Linked DNA regions of Homo sapiens: all the other regions are linked to region 2. Evidence: chromatin loops called from intact Hi-C (ENCODE). Cell type or tissue: heart left ventricle. All regions are shown on one strand. Region 1 has its middle 4.7 kb from the start of NADK. Region 2 overlaps LOC124903822 (a long non-coding RNA gene). Region 3 holds the start of SLC35E2B (solute carrier family 35 member E2B). Region 4 overlaps NADK (NAD kinase). Region 5 overlaps GNB1 (G protein subunit beta 1). Region 6 overlaps GNB1 (G protein subunit beta 1).

Evidence for each region. Hi-C counts contacts between places; a loop is a spot of excess contacts. Peaks named below come from ENCODE experiments on the same cell type or tissue, not always from the same donor. Only the 100,000 strongest peaks of a DNase experiment are listed, where the experiment ranks them.
Region 1: it touches region 2 in a loop (4-fold over the local background); 83 of 110 quality-filtered maps call a loop at or near these places.
Region 3: it touches region 2 in a loop (6-fold over the local background); 6 of 110 quality-filtered maps call a loop at or near these places.
Region 4: a loop joins it to region 2, with 5 times the contacts of the local background. A loop is called at or near these places in 31 of 110 quality-filtered maps.
Region 5: it touches region 2 in a loop (2.8-fold over the local background); 42 of 110 quality-filtered maps call a loop at or near these places.
Region 6: it touches region 2 in a loop (2.8-fold over the local background); 48 of 110 quality-filtered maps call a loop at or near these places.

What each region holds. Positions count from the first base shown.
Region 1 is chr1:1,781,188-1,785,187 of GRCh38, reverse strand. No RefSeq gene overlaps it. Among named protein-coding and RNA genes, the nearest start is that of NADK, 4.7 kb to the right of the region's middle. RefSeq lists an enhancer at 2,034-2,203 and a silencer at 2,124-2,418. In heart left ventricle, no CTCF peak of the experiment used is centred here; DNase peaks (open chromatin) are centred at 2,117, 2,237 and 2,537; H3K4me3 peaks cover 1,274 bases; H3K27ac peaks cover 1,131 bases.
Region 2 is chr1:1,904,271-1,908,270 of GRCh38, reverse strand. It overlaps LOC124903822 (a long non-coding RNA gene), which reads left to right. Exons shown (of 2, transcript XR_007065353.1): 1 at 1-1,044; 2 at 2,004-2,269. Among named protein-coding and RNA genes, the nearest start is that of CALML6, 9.0 kb to the left of the region's middle. RefSeq lists an enhancer at 526-675. In heart left ventricle, a CTCF peak has its summit at 1,851 (motif pointing right); DNase peaks (open chromatin) are centred at 810, 970, 1,350 and 1,870; H3K4me3 peaks cover 195 bases; H3K27ac peaks cover 349 bases.
Region 3 is chr1:1,690,797-1,694,796 of GRCh38, reverse strand. SLC35E2B (solute carrier family 35 member E2B) reads left to right here and starts at 2,002. Exons shown (of 10, transcript NM_001290264.2): 1 at 2,002-2,348; 2 at 3,404-3,821. RefSeq lists silencers at 1,529-1,608, 2,179-2,338 and an enhancer at 2,173-2,467. In heart left ventricle, no CTCF peak of the experiment used is centred here; DNase peaks (open chromatin) are centred at 1,636, 1,996 and 2,276; H3K4me3 peaks cover 1,381 bases; H3K27ac peaks cover 969 bases.
Region 4 is chr1:1,756,514-1,760,513 of GRCh38, reverse strand. It overlaps NADK (NAD kinase), which reads left to right. Exons shown (of 12, transcript NM_023018.5): 4 at 3,204-3,333; 5 at 3,906-4,000. Among named protein-coding and RNA genes, the nearest start is that of NADK, 20 kb to the left of the region's middle. RefSeq lists an enhancer at 1-520. In heart left ventricle, no CTCF peak of the experiment used is centred here; a DNase peak (open chromatin) is centred at 1,544; H3K27ac peaks cover 985 bases.
Region 5 is chr1:1,857,199-1,861,198 of GRCh38, reverse strand. The region is part of intron 1 of GNB1 (G protein subunit beta 1); the gene reads left to right. Among named protein-coding and RNA genes, the nearest start is that of GNB1, 32 kb to the left of the region's middle. In heart left ventricle, a CTCF peak has its summit at 2,407 (motif pointing left); a DNase peak (open chromatin) is centred at 2,398; H3K4me3 peaks cover 1,931 bases; H3K27ac peaks cover 3,012 bases.
Region 6 is chr1:1,786,729-1,790,728 of GRCh38, reverse strand. It overlaps GNB1 (G protein subunit beta 1), which reads left to right. Exons shown (of 12, transcript NM_002074.5): 9 at 133-334; 10 at 1,460-1,676; 11 at 3,292-3,407; 12 at 3,676-4,000. The coding sequence ends at 3,398. Among named protein-coding and RNA genes, the nearest start is that of NADK, 10 kb to the right of the region's middle. RefSeq lists a silencer at 512-695. In heart left ventricle, a CTCF peak has its summit at 1,508 (motif pointing left); no DNase peak of the experiment used is centred here.

The DNA.
Region 1 (4,000 bases), 120 kb after region 2:
TGCCAGGCGGTGCCATGGCCGCCACCACGTCACAGAATCCATGAGTGGCGCATTGGCTCCTCGGAGGGGTTCCTGGGAAGCTCCACCTCACAGGCCAGCAGAGCAGGGAGGTCCACCTGCCATCGCCCAGACCCCTCCCCAGGCATAGGCCTTGCCCACAGCACCGTGGGAGTCTCCACAGGCGGCTGCCTTGCCTTTCTCCTCTGCCATTTCCCTCCCTTAGAATGTCTGAGGATGTTACTCCAGAGACTAGCTTTCCTTGGGACTGAACTGAGTGTTCCTCTTGGTCTGAATATAAAGAACTGCATCTAGTAAGAAAAAAATGAGCACTGGCCATGGTAGTGTGGAAAACCATGGCTGTGTGTGTCCCAAATAGCCGCTCCTAGGCTCCAGAACCATCCACTTCCCTGCTTTCCAAACTGGTGATTTTTTAAAATCTTAAATAGGCAATACAAAATTAGCTGGGCATGGTGGCACACGCCTGTAATCACAGCTACTCTGGAGGCTGAGGCAGGAGAATGGCATGAACCCGGGAAGGCGGAGTTTGCAGTGAGCCAAGATCGCACCACTGCACTCCAGCCTGGGTGAGAGAGCAAGACTGCCTCTCAAAAAAAAAAAAAAAGTAATTTTTTAATTCCCATGGCTCCAGCAGCTGGAACTTTTTTTTTTTTTCTCCCTTGATGTGGAGTCTCGCTCTGTGGCCCAGGCTGGAGTGCAGTGGCGCTATCTCAGCTCACTGCAACTTCTGCCTTCTGGGTTCAAGTGATTCTCCTGCCTCAGCCTCCCAAGTAGCTGGGATTACAGGCACGTACCACGACGCCCCGCTAATTTTTTTTTTTTTTTTTTTTTGAGACGGAGTTTCGCTCTTTTTTGCCCAGGCTGGAGTGCAATGGTGCGATCTCAGCTCACTGCAACCTCCACCTCCCAGGTTCAAGCGATTCTCCTGCCTCAGCCTCCTAAGTAGCTGGGATTACAGGCGCCTGCTACCATGCCCAGCTAATTTTTTGTATTTTTAGTAGAGACAGGGTTTCACCATGTTTGCCAGGATGGTCTCGATCTCCTGACCTTGTGATCCACCCACATCAGCCTCCCAAAGTGCTGGGGTTACAGGTGTGAGCCACCGCGCCTGGCCCAGATGCCCGGCTAATTTGTTGTTGTTTTTTGAGATGGAGTCTCGCTCTTGCCCAGGCTGGAGTGCAGTGGCGCGATCTCGGCTCACTGCAAGCTCTGCCTCCTGGGTTCACGCCATTCTCCTGGCTCAACCTTCCGAGTAGCTGGGTCTACAGGTGCCCACCACCACACCCGGCTAATTTTTGTATTTTTAGTAGAGACGGGGTTTCACCATCTTAGCCAGGATGGTCTCCATCTCCTGACCTTGTCATCCGCCCTCCTCAGCCTCCCAAAGTGCTGGGATTACAGGCCGAGCCACCGCACCCAGCCAAACTTTTTCCTAGTAAGTGAAGAAGGCTCTCAGCAGAAAGTACCTGTAGGCCCCCTCCTCCCCTGGGCACCAGAGAACCCAGCAGCCCCTCCTCTAGGCTGGCAGTCCCTGGCCGGAGAGGCTCCCATAGGGCACTTGGGATTCACGGAGCAGGGCCCAGCCGCCCTGCTCCAGGCAAGGTGCTGGGTGTGTTTCTGACGCCACCAAGGGTGCCCATCTGCCAGCACTGCAAGTGACACTATGGCGTTGTCTCCCTGGTGGGGTGACCTGGTGCTGTTTTAGGCTGCTGAAGTGGGTGTGATTGGCAGGCTGAACGGGGTGGGCTCGCCTGGCTTCGTCATCCCCCACTTTTCCCTGAAATAAATCAGTTCTTCATAGACATGCAAGTTCTTCACAAGCCCTAACCCTGCCAGCTGTCTTACAAAAACCCCACTTAAAATCACTAGAGAGTTGAACTTGTCTTGGAGGCGTCAAAAGAAAAAAAAAATTAAAAATTAAATGCAGAGAGTACCTGAGGCTCTTTCCTGGCTGGCAGTTCCTGGGAGGGAGGGGCTCCAGCAGCCGGGAGGCAGGGTGCCGGCCTGCAGTGGCCTATCTTGGTCCCTGCCCAGAGTAAATAAAGGCCGAGCATCTCAGCACGGCTGCCACACCCCCGACTCCACTTCCTCCCTTTGGGGATTCCTGTTGGCTTCTGTGTCCTAGCCTGGCACCCCGCAGACTGAGGGAGCTGGCATGTGGGACCTGGGACCCTCTGGTGCCCCTTCCCCTTGGCTTTGGCCTGGAAGAGCCAGAGCTGAGGGGGACCCCTCCCTGGGGCGGCCTGCCTGTCCCTTGGCGGGCATGGAGGCCACTGCCCCACTTTCTTAGCAAAACAGGAAATGAAAACGGGCGCCAACAACGTGCACTTGGACAGCGGCACTGACTAAGGCAGTGTGGAAAGAGGAGGATAATTCCACACTGGCTGAGTGAACTGCAATCATTTTCAAACTGTAGGCACAGAAATCTAGTTTGTAGATTGCATTAGCCTGGCCTATGCAGGAGCAGCGCCCTTTGTCGCCAGCAGCTCCGCGGTGTGGGGGCCCCTGGCGCGCTTCCTGTGTCCGGGTCACCTGGCTCCGCCCCGCTTGCGCGGGCGCACCTGTCGCAGGTGGACACAGGCAGTGGAGTGACCTGCAGCTCGCTCCGGCTGTGGGCTGTTCCTGCAGGGCCTCGGACCTCCTTTGACCAAGCGGCGCGGGGTCGCCCCTGTGCTCCATGTCCCAGGGATGGAGGTTCCCCACCTCAATTTTACTCTAGCACGTGGCACGCACGTCCACACTTGAGCAGGACAAGGTTTCCGTTCTGTCCCCTCCGTGTCACGCACCTAGCAGAGGCTGGCCCTCAGCAGGATGCGTGGGGAGGCGCGCTCTGCCCACGCGAAACGGGGACACTTCAGCGGCCTGGCGCGGCCCCCCGCTCCCCCCCGAGCCGGACCTGGGAGCCTGAGTGACTGGGGCCAATAGAAGGGCCGGCCGGGAACCGAGCGCTCCCGGGAAAGGCCGCCTCGGCCCCTCCCACTACTCTCTGGCCTCGCCCTGTCCCCTACCCCCACCCCCCAGCTCCCTTTCCTCGCTGGGTGACCTTGAGCAAGTTACTTGGCCTCTCTGTGCCTCTGGCCCCCGCGTGAAAAATGTGGACAATAAACGTACCAGGCTGTGGCCGGGCGCTGTGGCTCACGCCTGTAATCCCAGCACTTTGGGAGGCCGAGGTGGATGGATTACCTGAGATCAGGAGTTCAAGACCAGCCTGGCCAACATGATGAAACCCCGTCTCTGCTAAAAATACAAAAAATGAGCCGGGTTCAGTGGTGTGCGCCTGTAACTCCAGCTCTGGAGGCTGAGGCAGGAGAATGGCTTGAACCCGGGAGGCGGAGCTTGCAGTGAGCTGAGATCATGCCACTACACTCCAGCCTGAGCTACAGAGCGAGACTTCGTCTTATACTAGGCTGCTTGGTAAGGATCTTGTGAGGACACAGGGAGTCCCAGTCCTGCCAGGTGGTTACTGTTGATGATCCCCGCCCACTCTAGGCTCTCACCACTTCAGGGTCCTGGTCCTTGCTGCTGCCTCTGCCTGAGAGAGAAACACTTGTCCCTGGGTACCTTGGTCAAAACTGTACCCCAACCCCTGCCTGCCCCCACCAATTCTGCTTCTTGCCCGTCTGCCCCACTAGAAGGTGAACACCTGATGGACTTTGGTTTCCACTGTTGAATCCTCAGTATGCCCTGCACATGGCTGGCATCCTGGGAAAGAGGTTGCCCCTCGCCCCAAACCAGGCCAAACAGAAGACTGTCATGTGAGCAGATCCAGACACTGGCCCCTGCAGACGCCCCTATCCTGGCTTTCAGCCTGGGCAGGGCCTGTGCCGGGTGCTGGCTGGAGGCTGGATGAGATGACCAGATAGCCTGCCATACTGATGTCCTTCACTGGGAGCCTCAGTCCTTCCCAGTCATCCTTTCCCCAGGCTCCAGGCCACTTACCCTTGTGGGTTCTGGGCAGACTTCGTTCACCCAGTTTACTGGA
Region 2 (4,000 bases):
TTGGGAGGCAGAGGCAGGCGGATCACTTGAGGTCAGGAGTTTAAGACCAGCCTGGCCAACATGGCGAACTCCCCACCCACAACTCTACAAAAAAATACAAAAATTAGCCGGGCGTGGTGGCACATGCCTGTAATCCCAGTAACTTGGGAAACTGAGGAAGGAGAATTGCTTGTGATTGAGAGGCGAGGTTGCAGTGAGCCCATGTCGCGCTCGCCACTGCACTCTAGCCTGAGCAACATAGGGAGACCATCTCAAAAAAAAGGCCGGGCGCGGTGGCTCACGCCTGTAATCCCAGCACTTTGGGAGGCCAAGGTGGGCGGATCATGAGGTCAGGACATCGAGACCATCCTGTGAATGGTGAAACCCCGTCTCTACTAAAAATACAAAAAAATTAGCCGGGCATAGTGGCGGGTGCCTGCAGTCCCAGCTACTCGGGAGGCTGAGGCGGGAGAATGGCGTGAACCCGGGAGGCGGAGCTTGGAGTGAGCCGAGATCGCGCCACTGCACTCCAGCCTGGGCGACAGGGCAAGACTCCGTCTCAAAAAACAAAAAAAAGTCTGGTGGACAGGCTGGGCCTACCCCCAGGGGACCCCAGGGCAAGCCTGGGCAGAGCTCCAGGAGGCGTGCAGCAGCGCCCAGCCAGTCTCAGATGTGCGTCAGCCACAGGCTCCAGGGGCCACGTGCCTGGCCACACCTGCTGGTTTCCAAAACACCCAGCACCTGCAGGCCCAGCCTCCCCAGGAGGGGCAGCACCCCTGCTTGAGGACTCCTGGTTCCACCCAAATCCCTGCTGCTTGGGGTCCTCTTCCACCCCTGGGCAGCCCCCATGCCCTCAGGCCTCCCAGACCACCACCTTGGCCTGTGCCCCCTCCAGGACCTCACTGGTCCCCATGCCGTACCCCACCCCTTATTGCCTCCTCCAAGCAAACCTTGCATCAGCTCCCAGGAGACACACGCTGGAGCATGCTGGAGCCTCAGGACAGCATTCTAGACAAACAGCCTCAGGCCCCAGGGGCAGTCCCAGGAGAAGGCCGTGGCTTTGGGGTGAGTCCTGCCTAGGAGTCAAGGGGCTGAGACCCTGGGGGTTCTGCATGGAGCCCTGGGCCTGGATGGCCCTGCTGAAGGGCCACAGCTGCCCCCTCCTGCCCCAGGGCATGTGCTGTGGTGCCTGCCTCCACTTCAGAAGATGTCGGGGCTGCACTTGGGTCCCAGTCATGAGTCCCAGGGACTCCACTGCCCTGATGGGCTGGGCTGACATTGTACATTCTGGACTCCCTGAGGCCAAGGCCTGTTATCTCCAAGCCTTGAAGATGGGAACTAGTGGAGCCCAGGCCTGGGGGCAACACCCAGTCTGAGAGGGGCAGGCCTGCCTCTCACGCCTACCCCCAGAGAGCTTCAGCCACTCCCAAGGGCTGGCCAAGCTGGCCTGGGTGGACACTGCCCATCTTCCCCACGCCCAGGCCAGCACTCCCAGGAGTCCCTCCTGCAGGGATATTGGCAGCTCCAGGACAGTCCTCAGCTACACATGTCCCCACCATGTGCCCTGCCAGCCTGTGGCTCTGCAGGCCCCTGAGACACCCTCCCCATGCCTGCTTCTCCACCCAAACATTTAGAAGCATCTCATGCTAAAAAGGTCCAAAAAGCAGCCCATGCTCTCCCACCTCCGCTGTAACGGCTCTGCTGCCCCGTTGCTTACAACACCCAGGTGTCAGCCTCGACTCCCCCACTGCCCTCGACCCTGTGCCACCAGCAAATCTGTCACTCAGGAATACTCAGCCCTGCCCAACCTTCACAGCCCATCTGCACTCCTCTCTGGTCACCCTGGCCCTACGGGACGTTCTCCTCTCAGCCGCCAGAGGGGGTCATGTCCCTGCTCAGAGCCCCGCTGCTTCCCATCACGCTGTCGCCTGCCCTTGGTGAGCTGACCCCACTGGTCAGCGTGTTAGGCTGGAAGGACTAAGACACCACACTGTGGCCTGTGCTCAGAATTTATCTTTTTTCAGAAAACAGGTGATGAATGCTAATGGCCTTTTTGGCAAGAATGGAAAAGCTGATCCTCAAATTCATGTGGAATTGCAAGGGCCCTGAATAATCAGAACAATCTTGAAAACAAAGAACAAGGCCAGGCACGGTGGATCACTCTTGTCATCCCACCACAGTGAGAGGTTGAAGTGGGAGGATCTCTTGAGCCCAGGAGTTCGAGACCAGCCTGGGCACCATAGGGATACCCTCTGTCTACAAACAAAACATTAAAAAAAAATTAGCTGGGCATGGCCGGGCGCAGTGGCTCATGCCTGTAATCCCAGCACTTTGGGAGGCCGAGGCGGGCAGATCACGACGTCAGGAGATCGAGACCATCCTGGCTAACACTGTGAAACCCTGTCTCTACTAAAAAATACAAAAAAAATTAGGCAGGCATGGTGGCAGACGCCTGTAGTCCCAGCTACTCGGGAGGCTGAGGCAGGAGAATAGCGTGAACCTGGGAGGCGGAGTTTGCAGTGAGCCGAGATCGTGCCATTGCACTCCAGCCTGGGTAACAGAGTGAGACTCTGTCTCAAAAAAAAAAAAAAAAATAGCCAGGCGTGGTGGCGGGCGCCTGTAGTCCCAGCTACTGGGGAGGCTGAGGCAGGAGGATGGCGTGAACCTGGGAGTTGGAGCATGCAGTGAGCTGAGATCATGCCACTGCACTCCAGCCTGGGTGACAGAGCGAGACTCTGTCTCAAAAAAAAAAAAAAAATTAGCCGGGCATGGTGGCACCTGCCTGTGATCCCAGCTACTTGGGAGTTTACTTGGGCCTGGGAGGTAGAAGCTGCACTGAGCCGTGATGGTGCCATTGCACCCCAGCCTGAGTGACAGAGTGAGACCCTGTCTCAAAAAATAAAAATAAAGGCCGGATGCAGTGGCTTCTGCCTATAATAGCAGCGCTTTGGGAGGCTGAGACGGGTAGATCACCTGAGGTCAGGAGTTTGAGACCAGCTTGGCCAACATGGCGAAACCCCATCTCTACTAAAAATAAAAATTATGCGCATGTGGTGGTGCACACCTGTAATCCCAACTATTCGGGAGGCTGGGACAGGAGAATTGCTTGAACCTGGGAGGCGGAGGTTGCAGTGAGCTAGTATCATGTCACTGCACTCCAACCTGGGCAACAAAGCAAGACTCTGTCTCAAAAAAATCAAAAAAAGTTACCATATTACCCAGCAACTCTGGTCCTAGGTATATGTCCCAAAGAATTTAAAACAGATGTTCAAACAAAAGAATGTGTGTGGCCAAGCACAGTGGCTCACGCCTGCAATCCCAGCATTTTGGGACGCTGAGGGGGGGCAGATCACCTGAGGTCAGGAGTTCAAGACCAGCCTGGCCAACATGGTGAAACCCCATCTCTACTAAAAGTGCAAAAATTAGCCAGGCATGGTGGGCACGCCTGTATTCCCAACTACTCAGGAGGCTGAGGCAGGAGAATCGCTTGAACCCGGAAGGCGGAGGTTGCAGTGAGCCAATATCACACCACTGCACTCCAGCCTGGGCGATGGAGTGAGACTCTGTCTTGGGAAAAAAAGGAATGTGTATAACAGCATTGTTTATAATAGCTAAAGGACCACCCTGGGCAATAGGATGGGACCCCATCTCTACAAAAAAAATTTGTTTTAATTAGCCAGGCATGGTGGCAGGCACCTCTATTCCCAGCTACTTGGGAGGCCAAGGCAGGAGGATCACTTGAGCCAAGGAGGTTGAGGCTGCAGCAAGCCATGATTGCATCACTGCACTCCAACCCCACCACAGAGCGAGACCCTGTCTCTAATTATTTATTTATTTTATATTATTTATTTATTTATTTATTTATTTTGAGACCGGGTTTCATTCTTGTTGCCCAGGCTGGAGTGTAATGGCGCGGTCTCAGCTCACTGCAACTTCTGCCTCCTAGGTTCAAGTGATTCTGTTGTGTCAGCCTCCTAAGTAGCTGGGATTATAGGTGTGTGCCACCATGCGTGGCTAATTT
Region 3 (4,000 bases), 210 kb after region 2:
CTGACCTCGTGATCCGCCCGCCTCGGCCACCCAAAGTGCTGGGATTACAGGCGCGAGCCAACGCACCCAGCCTTTTTTTTTTTTTTTTTTTTTTTTTTTTTTTTTTTGTGAGACAAGGGTCTCACTCTGTCGCCCAGGCTGGAGTGTGGTGCTGTGATTCTAGCTCACTGCAGCCTCAAGCTCCCAGGCTCAAGCCATCCTCCCACCTCAGCCTCCCGAGTGGTTGGAACCACAGACACCATCGCTGCGCTCTGACCGGCTCCCGGGGGCGCTCCGTGCCCCTCCTCCTGCCCCACTCCTCTGGGGACATCCCCACCAAAGACCCCACGGGAGGAAACAGTCCCAGCCTCTGGCCCAACCCGGCTGCGGGCGCCACGGGGAAGCCTGGGGAAGGAGGCTGCCATCAGCCTCCTGAAGCTTTACGAAGGTTCATGCAACGGAAACAAAAACAAGTGGAAGTTTAACAAAACGTAAAAGTAATATTTATTTATTTATTTATTTATGAGATGAAGTCTCCCACTGTCGCCCAGGTCGGAGAGCAGCGGCGCTATCTCGCCTCACTGCAACCTTCAACTCCAAGGTTCAAGCGATTCTCCTGCCTCAACCTCCCGAGTAGCGGGGACCACAGGCACGCGCCACGAGACCCGGGTAATTTTTTTTTGTATTTTTAGTAGAGATGGGGGGGGGTTCACTATGTTGGCCAGGCTGGTCTCGAACTCCTGACCTCAGGCGATCCGCCCGCCTCAGCCTCTCAAAATGCTGGGATTACAGACGTGAGCCACCTCGCCCGGCCAAAAGTAATCTTTTCTTTTTTCTTTTGACAGGGAGTCTCGCTCTGTCGCCAGGCTGGAGTGCAGTGGCGCCATCTCGGCTCACTGCAACCTCCGCCTCCCGGGTTCAGGTGATCCTCCTTCCTCAGCCTCCGGAGTAGCTGGGATTACAGGCGCCCGCCACCACGCCCGGCCAATTTTTGTATTTTTAGTAGAGACGACGTTTTACCACGTTGGCCATACCAGGCTGGTCTCAAGCTCCTGACCTCGTGATGCGCCGGCCTCGGCCTCCCAAAGTGTTGAGATTACAGGCGTGAGCCACCGGGCCCGGCCCAAAAGTAATCTCTAAAGAGCCCTTTAGCCGTAACTTCATTCCTGAAAATTATTTGGGAAAGTAACGCTAGGAAAACGCTCGACGAAGCTCCGGAGCCGGGGGTCCTCGGGGCCGCAGGCGCGCCCGCGGGTGTCTGCTCCGGATGTCCCGCGGCAGCCCCGACGCCAGCCTGGATACGAAGGCCCCGCCCCGGAGCGCGCCACCAGCCAATCAGCGCCCTGAGGCGAGTCCTCACCCCGCGCGGCGGCCCCGCCCCCCGCAGCTCCGGGCCCAGCTGTCAGAGCAGCTTTCCCTCAGGCTGGGCGGAGCGTGGCCACTTCCGCCAGGAGGCGCCTTTGTGTCTTCTAAGTTAAGCCTATTCAGTGGATTTCTTATTCCTGGAACCCAAACCTGGGCAGTAAACCCTCCGGGGCTTAGAGGCCGCTGCCTCCACAGACTGGCCGATCCCGCCCTGAAGTGCCGCTGGTGGAACAGCCCGGGCGGAACCGCCCGGGCGGAACCAACGGGCTGCCGCGGGGGGTGGGGCCACGGTCCCCCCCCTTCTGCCTTCAGTGGAACGGCCCCGGCGGAACCAACGGGCCACGGGGATGCACTACGCGCACCGTCGTCCTCTCCCTCTGCCTGCAGTGGAACGGCCCGGGCGGAACCAACGTGCGGCCGCCCGGAGCACTCGGCGCGCCGTGTCCCTCCCCGTGTGGCTGCACTGCAACGGCCCGGGCTGGACCACCAGGCGGCAGCGGAGAGGCACTTAAAAGCCCCGTGTTACCCTAGACCTTAAAAAAAAAAAAAAAACTGCGTGTTTCCACCCCCGTCGGCCTGCAGTGGAAGGGCCCGAGCAGAACCAACGGGGGAGGGGACGCTGAGCGCGCCGTGTTTCTCCTCCCGTCTGCCTGGAGTAGAACGGCCCGGGCGGAACCAACGGGCAGCCGCGGGGGCGTTGTGGGCCGCGGCGCGTTTCCCCGGCTCCGTGGCTCTGGGGCACTGAGGAGCGGCGCCCGCGGGGCAGCGAGGAGCCCGATGCAGGGTTCTGCGCGTCATTTCCGGTCCCGCGGGCGCCCCGTGAAGCCCACCTGGATCCGCCAGCGCTGTGCCACTCCCCAGTGCCGAGCTCCGAGCTGTCTCCGCGGCCTCGCGCCCGGCCCCTCCACCGCGCGCCTCTCAGGCCCCGCCCGCCAGCGTCCCTTTGTTGTGAAGGCGCCGGGGCCTAGCGCTATGCCTGCGGCGGAGACTGCATCAGGCTCTCGGTGGGTTCTGCGTGCGGGGTGCTCTGCTCGGTGATCGGTGCTGGGTGCTGCGTGCTCGGTGCTCGGTGCTGGGTGCTGGGTGCCGGTACTGATGCTGAGTGTGCGGGCGTCCGGGGTTTCCCTGCCCGGATTCGCTCCTGGGGGTCCTTTCCTATGGCTGGCGCTGTGCGCGGAAAACGCTGGTGGGGTTTTCCCAGCTGGCTTTAAGCGTTTTCACGTCCGGGAGTCCACGGCGACCCCCACGCCCTGAAGCCTGGGAACGCGGTGTGCGTGGCCGCAAAAAGAACAACAACAACAAAAAAACACAAAACAAAACACGCAAAAAACTAAAGCAAAACTCCCGACAGCCGAGCCCCGTTCGGTGCCTTTTCTTTTTTTTTTTCTTTAATGGAGTGAAATCTACTTTGCTCAGGAAGCCTGCAAATCACATTTTCAGGCCAAACGAGGCAGTATTTTAGAAGGGGTCGCTGAGGCAGGAGTAGGAAGGCTTTCCACTCCACTCACGCATTTTCAGTGTAGGCGAATCGTAAAACGGAGGGCAGAACGAAAATGAGCGGATCTGGGAGTGCAGGCTGCGCTTCGTCCACATCGATAACAGATGTTTCCTGGTGAAGATGTGTAGGGCGCAGCGGGTCACCTGGTCGGGGGAGGGCACAGGGCGTCCCTCCACGGGGTGCCTTTGGCGTTGGGCACTTGTGTGGTCTCCAGCTTCCGGGTTTTGGAAGCGGAGTGTCCCCTGCAGCCTGAGCCTCTTGCAGGTGGTTTCCTTGGGACGAACTCCCAGGGGGAGGTCTGAGTTCTGGGGCATGGTTTGAAGATTTGGGACACATTTTGCCTGAAATTCCCTGCTGGCCGTTTGAACCCACCTGGACTTCCTGACCAGGGGCACGGATTCTTAACCTCTGGTGCAGGGGCCTGGCTAGGAGAGGTCTGCACAGTTGGACGAGGTGCAAAGTGACGCTTTGTCAGTAACCCGGCGTTGAGATTCCTGTGGTGGGACGAGCAGCTCCTATGGCTTTATCCCATTTTAAATCCAAGTTTTCTTTTCCTTCTAGTCCTCGGGCTCCACCCGGGGAGCTGTGCCCAGACAGCAGAAGGGAAGGATGTCACTTCTGAGATGAGGTTCAGAAAGGTCTGGGCTCCTGTCCTGGCTGCTCTCTCCCACTCCCTGATGAGCTTGCTGGATGAAAGCTCCTGTCAGGCTGTGGGGCGTCCTGTGGAGAAGCTGGCAAGAAACTGGTGGGGGCCCTTTCCACCTATAGCCAGCAAGGAACTGAACCCAGCCAGCGTCCACCTGAGTGAGCTCAGAGGTGGGCCTCAGCCCCAGTTGAGCCTTCGGATGAGGTCACAGCCCTGGTCCATGGTGTGACTGCAGCTTCAGGAGGGACCTTAAGCCAGAGGTGCCTGGCTAAGCTTCCCGCAGATTGCTGCCCCACAGGAGCCAACATCAAAAGCATTTGTTGTTTTGAGGTGGTAAGTGTGGAATGACTGTTACAGGGCAGTAGAGAAGGAGCATGCACCCTTCCTGCTTCTTATTTGCCTTTTAGAAATTGTCCTCTGTGAATCGCTTGAACCTGGGAGGTTGAGGTTGCAGTGAGCTGATATCTCACCACTGCACTCCAGCCTGGGCGACAGGAGCGAAACTCCTTCTC
Region 4 (4,000 bases), 150 kb after region 2:
CCGGTGCCATGGAGGCTGGGGGCGCACAGCAGGGACGGAGGCCCCAGCCCTGGGCTGTCACCGAAGTTCAGGTCCCAGGAGCCACGGGGGAGTCATCCGAGGAGCTGCTCTGCAAAGTGTGGGCCCCGCGGCAGCGTGCGTCCCAGGCAGGACGGGGGTTGGCCTTGCTGCTCCAGACGCTGACGGAGCCCCTTAGGATGGAAGTGACTCGCACTTGTGCTTTTGAGGCCCAGCCCTTTCAGTGCCACTGGTTCCCGGAGTGTCTGTGACCTGTCACTGCTGCCAAATGCCTGAGGCGGGGGGCCCGACCCCTGTTTGCTTTCCCTCATCCAGTCCATCTGCAGATTCTGTCACTTTGATCCCAAAATATCCAAGCAGCTCCCCTGCACTATTGCCCGGCTGCCCTCCGCTGTGTGGACTCCTGACCACTCGCCGCGGCCTCACCATCCCTTCCCTGCACAGCAGCCACGTGGGTGACCCAGAGTGCTCCACTGCCCTCCCGGCCCCGCCGTGGCTCTGTCCCGCCATCCTGTGCTTGCTGTGTCCCTGGCACCCCACCGGGCCTCTCCCCCGCTGCCTGGTGCCCTCCCTGCACTTCCTGGTCCTGGCAGAGCCACTCCTTTGTCACTCGCATCTCAGCTGCTGCCTTCACCAGCCGTCAGTCACTCGGGCCAGGGCGGGGTCACCGGACAGGTGCATGTTCTGCCTCAGCCCTCAGACCAGGGCGTACTCAGTGGTCCCCGAGCTGCCCGAGGCCAGACAGCCCCGCAGGAGGAAGCGGTGGGTTTGTGGGGCAGCCTTGAGGGGCATGCAGCTTTCTCGGCACCCCCATGGGAGCACGCCCCCTCTGGGCTCTGTGTCTCTGGGATCATAACCTCCCGCTTCCCATCCCCGCTGTGGAGGGGCAGGGCTTCCCATGCATCTGAACTTCCGTCTTCCCTGATAGTCCAGAGCAAGACCCTGTGGGGGCGCCTGGTGAGGAGGGCACCCGCTTCCTGTTTTGTTGTCCAGGGAATTGGTGGGCCTGTGTTGTGGAGGTGCGTGAGTGCCCGTGTGTCACAGTGTGCGTGGCCACCCATGTGTGAGACAGTCTCAGTAGGAGCTGGCCAGGCGGGCCAGGCTGTGGCCATGCTGGCTTCACGCCACCCCCTGCCCTCTCCGTGCAGTACCCACAGCCGTGTGTGCCTGCAAGCTTCACGCCACCCCCTGCCCTCTCCGTGCAGTACCCACAGCCGTGCGTGCCTGCAAGGGCTGGTGTCCTGCTTTGCAGGTGACCCAGGAAGAGGTCGAGGCGCTGGTTTGTGGTCACACACAGCGGTGGGTGCCTGGGCCGGTGTACGACGCCGCTGCTGGTGGCTCTGGCTGGGCTCAGCTGAGCCTCAGGGCTGGAATGGGTGTAGGCCAGGCCACTGGGTCAGTGGTGACTGTTGGCGGGGAGAGCAGGGGGAGCCGTGTGCAGGGCGGGGGCTTTGCTGGCTGACCAGGCCGGAGGACCGTGAGCCACCTGCACGCCCTTGGGCCGGAGCCAAGCAGAGTGACGCAGCGGGCTAGGAGGCAGGGAACGCCCTTCCACCTGACTGTGGCCTGAGGGTGCCTTCCCTGGGGCCCAGCCGGTTCCGCGGGCCAGAGCGGTGGCTGGCGCAGTGCTGGGGCGAGGCTGGAGGCTGGGTACTTGGCCAGGTCTGAGGCCACGGGAACAGAGGGCTTGGTCCCACCCGGCTCAGTTAGGAGCAGGGAGCTGAAGTGTGGCCTCTTTGCTGCTGAACTGAGGACTTTTTTTCAGAAGGGATTAGGCAGGAGGACCATGTGACCAATGAGGAAACTGTTTTGTTTTGTTTGATTTTTATAAGTGTAGGAAGCTCTTTTGACTTAGTTGCTTTTACAACAACTTTACCAAGTCTCATCACAATTGTGTTTTGCTTTGAGTTTTGAGTATGAAGAGCTTAGGCTTCTAGTGTGGGCGCACAGTCAGGACCATACCGATGGGGCGGCCGCGTGTTCGCCAAGCGTGGCCTGGATGCTGTGGACACACTGGCCGGCTCCCAGCAGGCAGGGGCTACCTCGCGAGCCACATGTGTGACCCGGCAGGTGCTGAGCTCATAGGGGATGGCATGAGTGACCCCACGCCTCCCAGTAATGCCTGCACAGGGTGAGTGCTGACCAGCTTCCGAAGGTCACAAGCGATGGGCTAAGGTCTGTGGCCCTGTGGCTGCCATCGGCGTCTGTGTTGTGGTTCTGGGGGTGTTAGTGGGACGGTCACACTCCTGGGGAAGTCACTGCTGGGAAGAGGCATGGCAGGCAGCAGCTTTCTCGATTGGGCAACTTGGAACTAGCTGGCTGGCGCGGTGGTATAAGAACTTGTCCTTTGGGGCTGAGGATAGGCGGTGAGCGCTGACGACGGTGGCCAGCCCCGCTGCGCCCTCCCTTGGCTTCTGGGAACAGGAGCAGGCTCCGTGGTGTGTGTTCCCGGTTCTGGGCTGGGATGTTTTCTGTGACTAACGTGGTAATGGGAATCCCACCGGGGTGGGCCCTGCCTGTGGAGAAACACCGGGCACAGTGGTCGGGGTCAGAGCCAGCAAAGCGCGGGTGGCTGTGTCAGGGCTGCCACGGACTTTTAAACCTGTGATTTTTACTGTGAGAGTGAGTGAGGTTAAAGTCCGTTCATGCAGGGAGGTAGTGAGCTGTGTGCAGGGGGGGAAGCGGGTCCTTGAGGGGTCCTGGGCTCCCGTGGGGCCAGAAACTGTGTGCAGAGGATCCTAGGGACAGAGTCACCATGTCAACTGGTTTGGGTTTTCGTGGGGGCCTGAGGAGGGCATCAAGCAAAGAGTGGCCCAGCCATGGGCTTTCGTGGTCATTTCTGCCCCACCAGCGTCACTGAGGAGCCAGGCAGGCAAGTGGCCGGGGGCTGGGAAGGGCTGTGGTGCGTGCACTTGGGTCAGCGTGGTGCCCGGGTGGGGGTTGTGGGCCTGAGCCTGCGTGTGATGGGCCAAGCAGGTGAGAGGTGGTCACTCCGGACCCTACTGACCCCTGACCCTGTCTCTGTGGCGCGACCCTAGGCCCTGTGAGCCCGTGGCCACCGAGCACGTTTCCCTGGGAGGTGAAAACACCTTTTTAAAGATTTTTTTTTTTATTTTCTAAGTCATACACCTTTTCCGCAAGAGGGAGATCGCAGCTGGTGTGAACTCTTTTCTCCTCCCCTAAAGGCACATTCAGGACCCCGCGAGCCAGCGGCTGACGTGGAACAAGTCCCCAAAGAGCGTCCTTGTCATCAAGAAGATGAGAGATGCCAGCCTACTGCAGCCGTTCAAGGAGCTCTGCACGCACCTCATGGAGGCACGCGGGGCAGGGGGGAAGGGGGCCTGGGGTGCACATGGAGTTGGGGGGGCCTCCATCCACATCACCGCCCCGTGAGACCATGGGAACCACCTCAAGTGCTGGGCAACGGCTGCTTGTCTGGAACTGGGGACTGAGTGGGGATCTGCCGGGTGTCTGGGTTTGTGTGTGCCGCCATGGCAAGCACCAGACTGGGTGACCAACAATGAGCTGGTGGGCTCGTGGCCCTGGAGGCCGGGAAGTCCGAGATCAAGGGGCCACATCTGACGTGGGCCTTCCTGCTGTGTCTTCTCTTCAGAAGAGCAGGCGTGGGGGTTGCGGCGCCCAGGAAAGCCACTCCTGAAATAACAGCCTTAGTCAATTCCTGAGAGGGAGCCCCCTCCGCCCAGTCATCTCTTAAAGGTCCTGCTTCCTCCTGGCGCGTTGGTGATGAAGTTTCAGCGTGAGCGTGGGGGGGCGGGCATGCAGGCCACGATGCCAGGTCTCTGACCACAGCGCCCGTGAGTCGGGAACCTCCCTGCAGGAGGGTGGGGTCTGCAGGTGGAATGAGCAGGTTGGCACTTTGCTTCCAGGAGAACATGATCGTGTATGTGGAAAAGAAAGTGCTAGAAGACCCTGCCATCGCCAGCGATGAAAGCTTTGGGGCAGTGAAGAAGAAATTCTGTAC
Region 5 (4,000 bases), 47 kb after region 2:
GGGCATGAGCCACTGTGCGCAGCTGTGCTGGGTTTTGTTCTGAGACACAAAGATTGGGAAGTCAGTTCCCTTTTTTTTTTTTTTTTTTGTGAGACAGAGTCTCGCTCTGTCGCCCAGGCTGGAGTGCAAGTGGCAGCATCTCGGCTTACTGCAACCTCTGCCTCCCGGGTTCAAGGGATTCTCTTGTCTCAGCCTCCCAAGTAGCTGGGACTACAGGCTCGTGCCACCATGCCCAGCTAATTTTTGTATTTTTAGTAGACATGGAGTTTAGCCATGTTGGTCAGGCGGGTCTCGAACTCCTGACCTCAAGCGATCTGTCCGGCTCGGCCTCCCAAAGTGTCAGTTCCCATTTTTGATGAGCGTGTAGTGTGTTACAGCTTACTGCAAAGTGGAGGGGCAGAGCAGTAGGTGAGGCTTTTGGGGTGGATTTAGAGCTGAGCTGCAGTCTGGTCGGTTTGTGGGGACTCTTCCTCCCTCTTTTTTTTTGAGACAGAGTCTTGCTCTGTTGCCCACAGGCTGGTTTGTGGGGACTCTTCCTCCCTCTTTTTTTTTTTTTTTGTTGGAGATGGAGTCTTGCTCTGTTGCCCAGGCTGGAGTGCAGTGGCGTGATCTCGGCTCGCTGCAAGCTCCGCCTCCAAGGTTGACACCGTTCTCCTGCCTCAGCCTCCCAGGTAGCTGGGACTACAGGCGCCCACCACCACGACTGGCTAATTTTTTTTTGTTTGTTTGTTTTTATTTATTTATTTTTTGACTAATTTTTTCAACTTTTATTTTAGATTCAGGGTTGCATGTGCAGGTTTATTTCCTGGTTATATTGCATGATGCTCAAGTTTGGGTATGAGTAATCCCATCACCCAGGTACTAAGCATAGTACCCAACAGTCAGTTTTCCAACTCTTGCCACCCTCTATCATGCCCCTGTCTAATAGTCCCCATTGTCTATTTTTGCCATCTTTATGTCCACAAGTCCCTGATGTTTAGCTCCCACTTATAAATGAGAACATGTGGTATTCAGTTTTTTGTTGCTGTGTTAATTCACTTAGGATAATGGCTTCCAGCTGCATCCATGTTGCTGCAAAGGACATGCTTTCATTCCTTTTTATGGTTGCTATTTTTTACTTCTTCTTTGTTTACTTTTTTTTTATTATACTTTAAGTTCTAGGGTACATGTGCACAACGTGCAGGTTTGTTACATATGTATACATGTGCCATGTTGGTGTGCTGTACCTATTAACTGGTCATTTACATTTACATTAAGTATATCTCCTAATGCTTTCCGTCCCCTCTCCCCCCACCCCACAACAAAAACTGAAAATGGATCCCTTCCTTACACCTTTTTTGTATTTTTAGTAGAGAACAGGGGTTTACCGTGTTGGCAAGGATGGTCGATCTCGATCTCCTGACCTCCTGATTTGCCCGCCTCTCGGCCTCCCAAAGTGCTGGGATTACAGGCGTGAGCCACCGCGCCCGGCCTGCCTCCCTCTTCTTTCCCACCCCTCTCCCCCACCCCACTTCTCCTTCCTCTCCCCTTTTCTCTCCTTTAGTTTACCCTGCTCCCCCTTTCTTTACATTTTCTTTCCTCCCCCACTCCTGCCAATCAGTCTCCGTTGGCGTCTCATCCCTGAGGGCAGATTCATGGCACCTTTATGTCTCCAAATGCCTTTAGGCCACGATACATAGTTCACATTCCCTTTATTGAATTTTTTTGTTTGTTTGAAGAGACAGGATCTCCCTCTGTTGCCCAGGCTGCTCTCAAAGTGCTGGGATTACAGGCTCACATGAGCCACCACGCCCAGCCCTTTGTTGAATCTTTCCATCTAAACAGTTTAACTATTTATGTCCTAGGAAGTTAGGGTAGCCATTTGAAAACTAATCCCCGTCGGGGCGTGGTGGCTCACGCCTGTAAGCCCAGCACTTTCGGAGGCTCAGGCGGGTGGATCACTTGAGGTCAGGAATTCGAGACCAGCCTGGCCAACATTGTGAAACCCTGTCTCTACTAATAATATAAAAATTAGCCGGGCTTTGTGGTGCATGCCTCTAATCCTGGCTACTTGGGAGGCTGAGACAGGAGAATTGATTGAACCTGAGAGGTGGAGGTTGCAGTGAGCTGAGATCGCGCTATTGCATTCCAGCCTGGGCAACAAGTGAAACTCTGCCTCCAAAAAAAAAAAAAAGAAAATAAATACCCATAAATTGAAGGAAACTGTATTTTATTTTTAAATAGCCACAATTACTAATGGGTTGTACAGCTTCTCAAACTTCAGAATCAGATTGGACTCCGTCCCACCCCACCCCTTGTTTCCTGTTCCATGTTGATTTCATGCAGAGCTTGCTTTTTTATCACAGCAGCCACTGCAAACAGGGCTTTATTAGGATGTGACGTCATCGGGAAGGGTGTAGCTCCATCTGCTGTTGGAGCACGAACCCCCTCGAGCTGTGGCTCCCTTGGTGTCCAGCAGCTGATGTTCTGCTGTGCTTCCCTTGGCTTTAAAATGTCTTTCGGTGTCCTCTGAGATGGCTGCAGTGTCCCTGGCATCTTGTTTGTTTTGGGAGCTTAGGCTTTCATGGCCCACAGTCTGGGCTGGACTCATCACTGTGGTCTGGTGAGTGGGGGTAGTATGTTCCCATGAGAAGGGGACCCACCCTCTGGAAGTACCTGGACAAGGGTGGAAGGAGGGATCTGTCCCTTTTTAAGAATCAAAATTAAGTCTTCGGGGTGCTGCCTGTCACCAGAGGGGAGGCCATAGGATGCCCAGGAAGAACCCAGGGATGAGGGACCACAAAGGGGCCTCTCCAACATGCAGAATATGGCTTCTATGGTACAAGTGGAATTTGTCATTGAAAAAAAATAAAATAGTTAAAAACGGACTTTTAGAAGACAGTCTGTGTTTTTCTTGACAGATGCGACAGATGAACTGAAAACAAATGACTTGTCAGAATAACAAGTGACTGCCTTTATTGGATGTTCCATGATTCTGGCCATGGCCTTCTCTCCTGTTTTTGACATAGTAGGCAGATAAGGCAGTGGGGATATTCATGAATGCTTTTAAAGAAAAGAAAAAACACCAGTGACTGTGCAGTTGTGTTTTTATTTTGTGTGTTTTGGGGACTGTAATTGTTCTGGATTCTCCATTATGGATCCATGTGTGCTGCTTTGTGGCATGTCCTCAGCTAGTGCAGTGCCAGAGGGAAGAATTGCAGTAGCCCCTGTACCCGTGGCCTTGTCTTTTGAGGTATGGCACCATAAAATATCACGGTACAGTACGAGAGAGACCACATTCCCATAACTTTTATTACGGTATGTTGTTATGGTGGTTCTGCTTGATTATTAGTTATTATTGTTAATTTCTTACTGTGCCTAATTTATAAATAAAACTTTGTTACAGGATTAAGTTCCTATCATTTGTATAGGAAAAAATACAGCATAAAGGAAAAAATGTAGTCTATATAAAGTGTGGTACTATCCACAGTTTATCTGGCATCCCCTGGGGGTCTTGGAGCATGTCCTTCTCAGATATGGGGGTACTGCTATAAGTGCACATGTAGAGAAGTTTGTTCCCATGTTAAAGATATCGTCATTGCTTGGCCTACCCATGTTCCCTTCTCAGGTACTCCACCCATTGTCCCTTTGGCAAGGGCAGCTGCCCACAGGACTTGCTGTATCCTCCCCAGTTCCACAGTGTACCAGCCACCTGGCCTGCAGACAGTGAGGGAGTGAGTTGGTGCAGAGGAGACTCTGGAGACAGAGACATGGCTGACATTTGATGATTGCTGTGATTTAGAATCCTAGGCTGCGTTGAACCCTGTACAAGATGACAGTGATTGGTTAATAGAGAGATTCACAGAGGAGCAGAGAAAGCACACTGGAAGGAGAGAGAGAGGAGCCAGCCAGCCCCAAGAGCCATCCGAGACTGGGTTCTTGGTTCCTCTTTCCACTTTCTCGTTTCCAGTTTAGTTTCCTTGGGACCTCTCATATTCCTCCTCTCCCCACTTCCCAGTGA
Region 6 (4,000 bases), 120 kb after region 2:
TTTACGTTTTTAAAGTAACAGTGCAGAGGCTCACTGTGGCCCTGGGTGGTTTGAAGGACAGATTGTCTGTCACATGACTAGCCACCCAAGAAGTTAAGGCTGATGTCCCCTTGTCATTCGCTCCTGCTCCAGTGCCCTGTGGGACATCGAGACCGGCCAGCAGACGACCACGTTTACCGGACACACTGGAGATGTCATGAGCCTTTCTCTTGCTCCTGACACCAGACTGTTCGTCTCTGGTGCTTGTGATGCTTCAGCCAAACTCTGGGATGTGCGAGAAGGCATGTGCCGGCAGACCTTCACTGGCCACGAGTCTGACATCAATGCCATTTGCGTGAGTCTGGGTGGAGGTGTGGGGTCGGGTCCTCTGCCGTCTCTGCTAGCCGTTCAGATTGCTAAATTTTAAACTTTTCTGGATTAGATGTTCTCCTTTCTGATCCTTATACAACCTCATGTACAGATGGGGATACAGAAAACTCCCGATGGGAAACTTCTCTGTGTTGACCACTTGTCTCACAGATACTCACAGGGTGTTGTATGCCAGTCCCCGTTCCCACCTCTACAGCTGAGCAGTGGTTGGGATCCTGGAGGGGAAAGACAGTAAGATAACTCAGGCCACCAGTGGTTACAGAGCCTTACTGGTCAGGGGCACAGCTAACCAGGGAACCTGCCCTCCTCTTTAGCACGCGGATGGCTAGGCAGTGTTTCCAGCCCCTGGCCTTGTGAGGAGACTTAGAAGGATGTATCTGTTGGTTGGACAGAGCTCTGCTGCAGTCCTGACCACAGCCTTGGTCAGCCCGCTTCCCTCCTTCCTCCATGAGATTAGCCCTGATGGCTGGCAGCTACAGCAACATGCACACCTGTCAGTGATGACTACTTTCTCACTATCCTTTGGAATAAATTCTACTCTTTGGGGACAGTAATCACAGTGTCCAAGATCACAGTGTTTGTGTGCCTCCCCAGTGCAAATCCCCTCCCATCCCAGTCCCCTGTAGTTCCTCCCCCATCCCCCCACCCTTTTTTTTTTTTTTTTGAGACGGAGTTTTGCTCTTGTTGCCCAGGCTGGGGTGCAATGGTGCAATCTTGGCTCACCGCAGCCTCCGCCGCCTCCCGGTTTCAAGCAGTTCTCCTGCTTCAGCCTCTTGAGTAGCTGGGATTACAGGCGCACGCCGCCACGCCCAGCTAATTTTGTATTTTTAGTATAGATGGGGTTTCTCTATGTTGGTCAGGCTGGTCTCAAACTCCCCATCTCAGGTGATCCACCCGCGTCAGCCTCCCAAAGTGCTGGGATTACAGGCATGAGCCACCGCACCCGGCCCAGCCCTCTGTTCTTACCAGAGCACAGTCTTGCTGGTCTTTGCCTGCTGTGTTCTCTGCAGCCCTACCATTGAGCAATCCATATTCCCAATGTTTCTTTCTGAGCGTTTACATGATGTCTTGATTTGCTTTCTCTTTCCAGTTCTTTCCAAATGGCAATGCATTTGCCACTGGCTCAGACGACGCCACCTGCAGGCTGTTTGACCTTCGTGCTGACCAGGAGCTCATGACTTACTCCCATGACAACATCATCTGCGGGATCACCTCTGTCTCCTTCTCCAAGAGCGGGCGCCTCCTCCTTGCTGGGTACGACGACTTCAACTGCAACGTCTGGGATGCACTCAAAGCCGACCGGGCAGGTACGTGGCCATGGGGCCTTTCTGTGTCTTGTGGACATTTACGTGGTATCTTTAGAGCAAACACAGAGTGGTTGCATAAGCTGCAGTGTTTTAGTATCGGTGGGACTGTGGCATGGCGTAGCAGGAGTGACAGTCGCAAACTGATGGCCCAGCTCTGACCCTCCAGGCAAGTGGACTCCGAGGAGTACCAGCAGATCTTCCCACATGCGTCGGGGAGGGCTCTGGGGAGAGTCAGTGGGCAGGAGAGGGTCAGCTGTGCAGGCTCCAGGGCCCAGCCCCGTGCTTTCCCCTCTGAACTCTGCTTCAGGGGGAGGAGTTCCATGCAGGGACACCTCTGGGTGCCGTTACAGTTAACATATCAAAGGCAAGCGTGTTATTGCCAGGTGTACAAAAGATGAGACTTCCTTACTAAAAATGGTCATTTGGGCATTTGAATTTGAGAACTGTTGACACTTACAGACTTAGATTCATTTGTCTCAGTACCTGGGAGGACAGAAGGGAGCATGGCTCCAGGTCTTGGCCCTTACCGGGGCTTCCTGCTTCCGGATGGGTGCCACTCCCACCTCCTGGTTAAACACATTTCTTTTTCTCCCCAGCCTGGGGGGACCAGAGTGGAGCCATTTCCAGCCAAGTCTCACAGTCACAGTGCTGTTGAAGGGCGGTGGAAGCCAGCCCAGGCCTTGGCAGAGCACACGCCGGCCCCTGTACTCAGCTGTGTGGTGGCTGCAGGAGGTGGAGGAGGGTGGCTGAAATGGGCCTTCGGATCCCCCTGGGAGGAAGTGGAGCTTCTGGCTGGTGATGATCCAAGCCAAGGTTATTGGGAGTGTTGACAGAAGGCCCCCTCATCACATGACAGTGACAGTGCAGTGCCAGTGGTCTCAGCCACCATCGCTACTCCTGTGTTCTGTGCCTTGTGCTGGGCTCTAGGGATCACAGACAAAGGAAAAACGGCTCATGCCTCTAAGCTCCTGTGTTACAGATTGCTTTGAGATTGGGGCGGTTTTGATTTTTTTTTTTTTTTTTTGAGATGGAGTCTCGCTCTGTCGCCCAGGCTGGAGAGCACTGGCACGATCTTGGCTCACTGCAAGCTCCACCTCCTGGGTTCCAATGATTCTCCTACCCTAGCCTCCTGAGTAGCTGGGACTACGGCCCGCACCACCACGCCCTGCTGGTTTTTGTATTTTTAGTAGAAATGGGGTTTCACCATATTGGCCAGGCTGGTCTCAAAGTCCTGACCTCATGATCTGCCTGCCTCGGCCTTCCAACGTGCTGGGATTACAGGCCTAAGCCACTGCGTCTGATGATAGTTTTGATTTTTTTGATAGTGGCCTTTGCTTCTTTTTTTAAGTTTTATAAGTGAGTGCTGAGAAGTCAATGCCAGGGGCTCTGGATTTATCGATTGCGTGTGTGTGCGTGTCTTTGAATTTTAACAAGGCTGGCCATATGCTGCAGGTTAATTCCCCACGTGGATGCAACTTTCCCTCCCTTCCTGGCCGTGGGAGACTCTGGGTCTTGTCCCATGAGAGATGCACCATCCGTCCTCGTCACAACATGGCACACAGGTGAGATCGATGCCTCTGGGCTTTGGTGTGATTCTGCTGTTGTTTGCTCCCAGGTGTCTTGGCTGGGCATGACAACCGCGTCAGCTGCCTGGGCGTGACTGACGATGGCATGGCTGTGGCGACAGGGTCCTGGGATAGCTTCCTCAAGATCTGGAACTAACGCCAGTAGGTAATGCAGCAGCCCAAATGCCCTTCTCTGAGGAGAACTGTGCGTGTTTCTCATAGAACATTTGAAGTTGTCATTAACGGTTTCTAGATAAATGTTGATGTAGCATTGATTTGGAATTGTGTTGTGGGAAACGTTTACAGAAAGCTGAAGTCACGTGCCCTCAGCTGCAGACACTCATGCAGTGATGGGAAGAGCAGTGACCTGGCTGTGCGTCTGCACTTAGATTCTCTGCCTCTTTTCACATTTCTTTAAACTCTGTTTAAAACAGCATGTGGATGCCATGGAGACTGGAAGACCATTCCAACTTGGACGCGTTACCATGAGAGCATATCCTATCCAACCGTACTAACGTGGACACCCTACACCTCCCCTCAGAACTTCAAAAGGGCAAGATCTTTTTTCCTTCACTTATTGCTGAAACCAAGAGCACAATTCCCATTGAGAGAAAGATCTCTGTGCTGTAAACTAAAACAAATTGTGCATTCCTTCCGGGGCCATCGTCTTTGTTTTCTTTTTTGTCTTGAATGAATTTTAAAAGGAAATATATAATAAAAATGTTAACCAGAAGGTAAACTTGAGTGTAATTGTCAGAC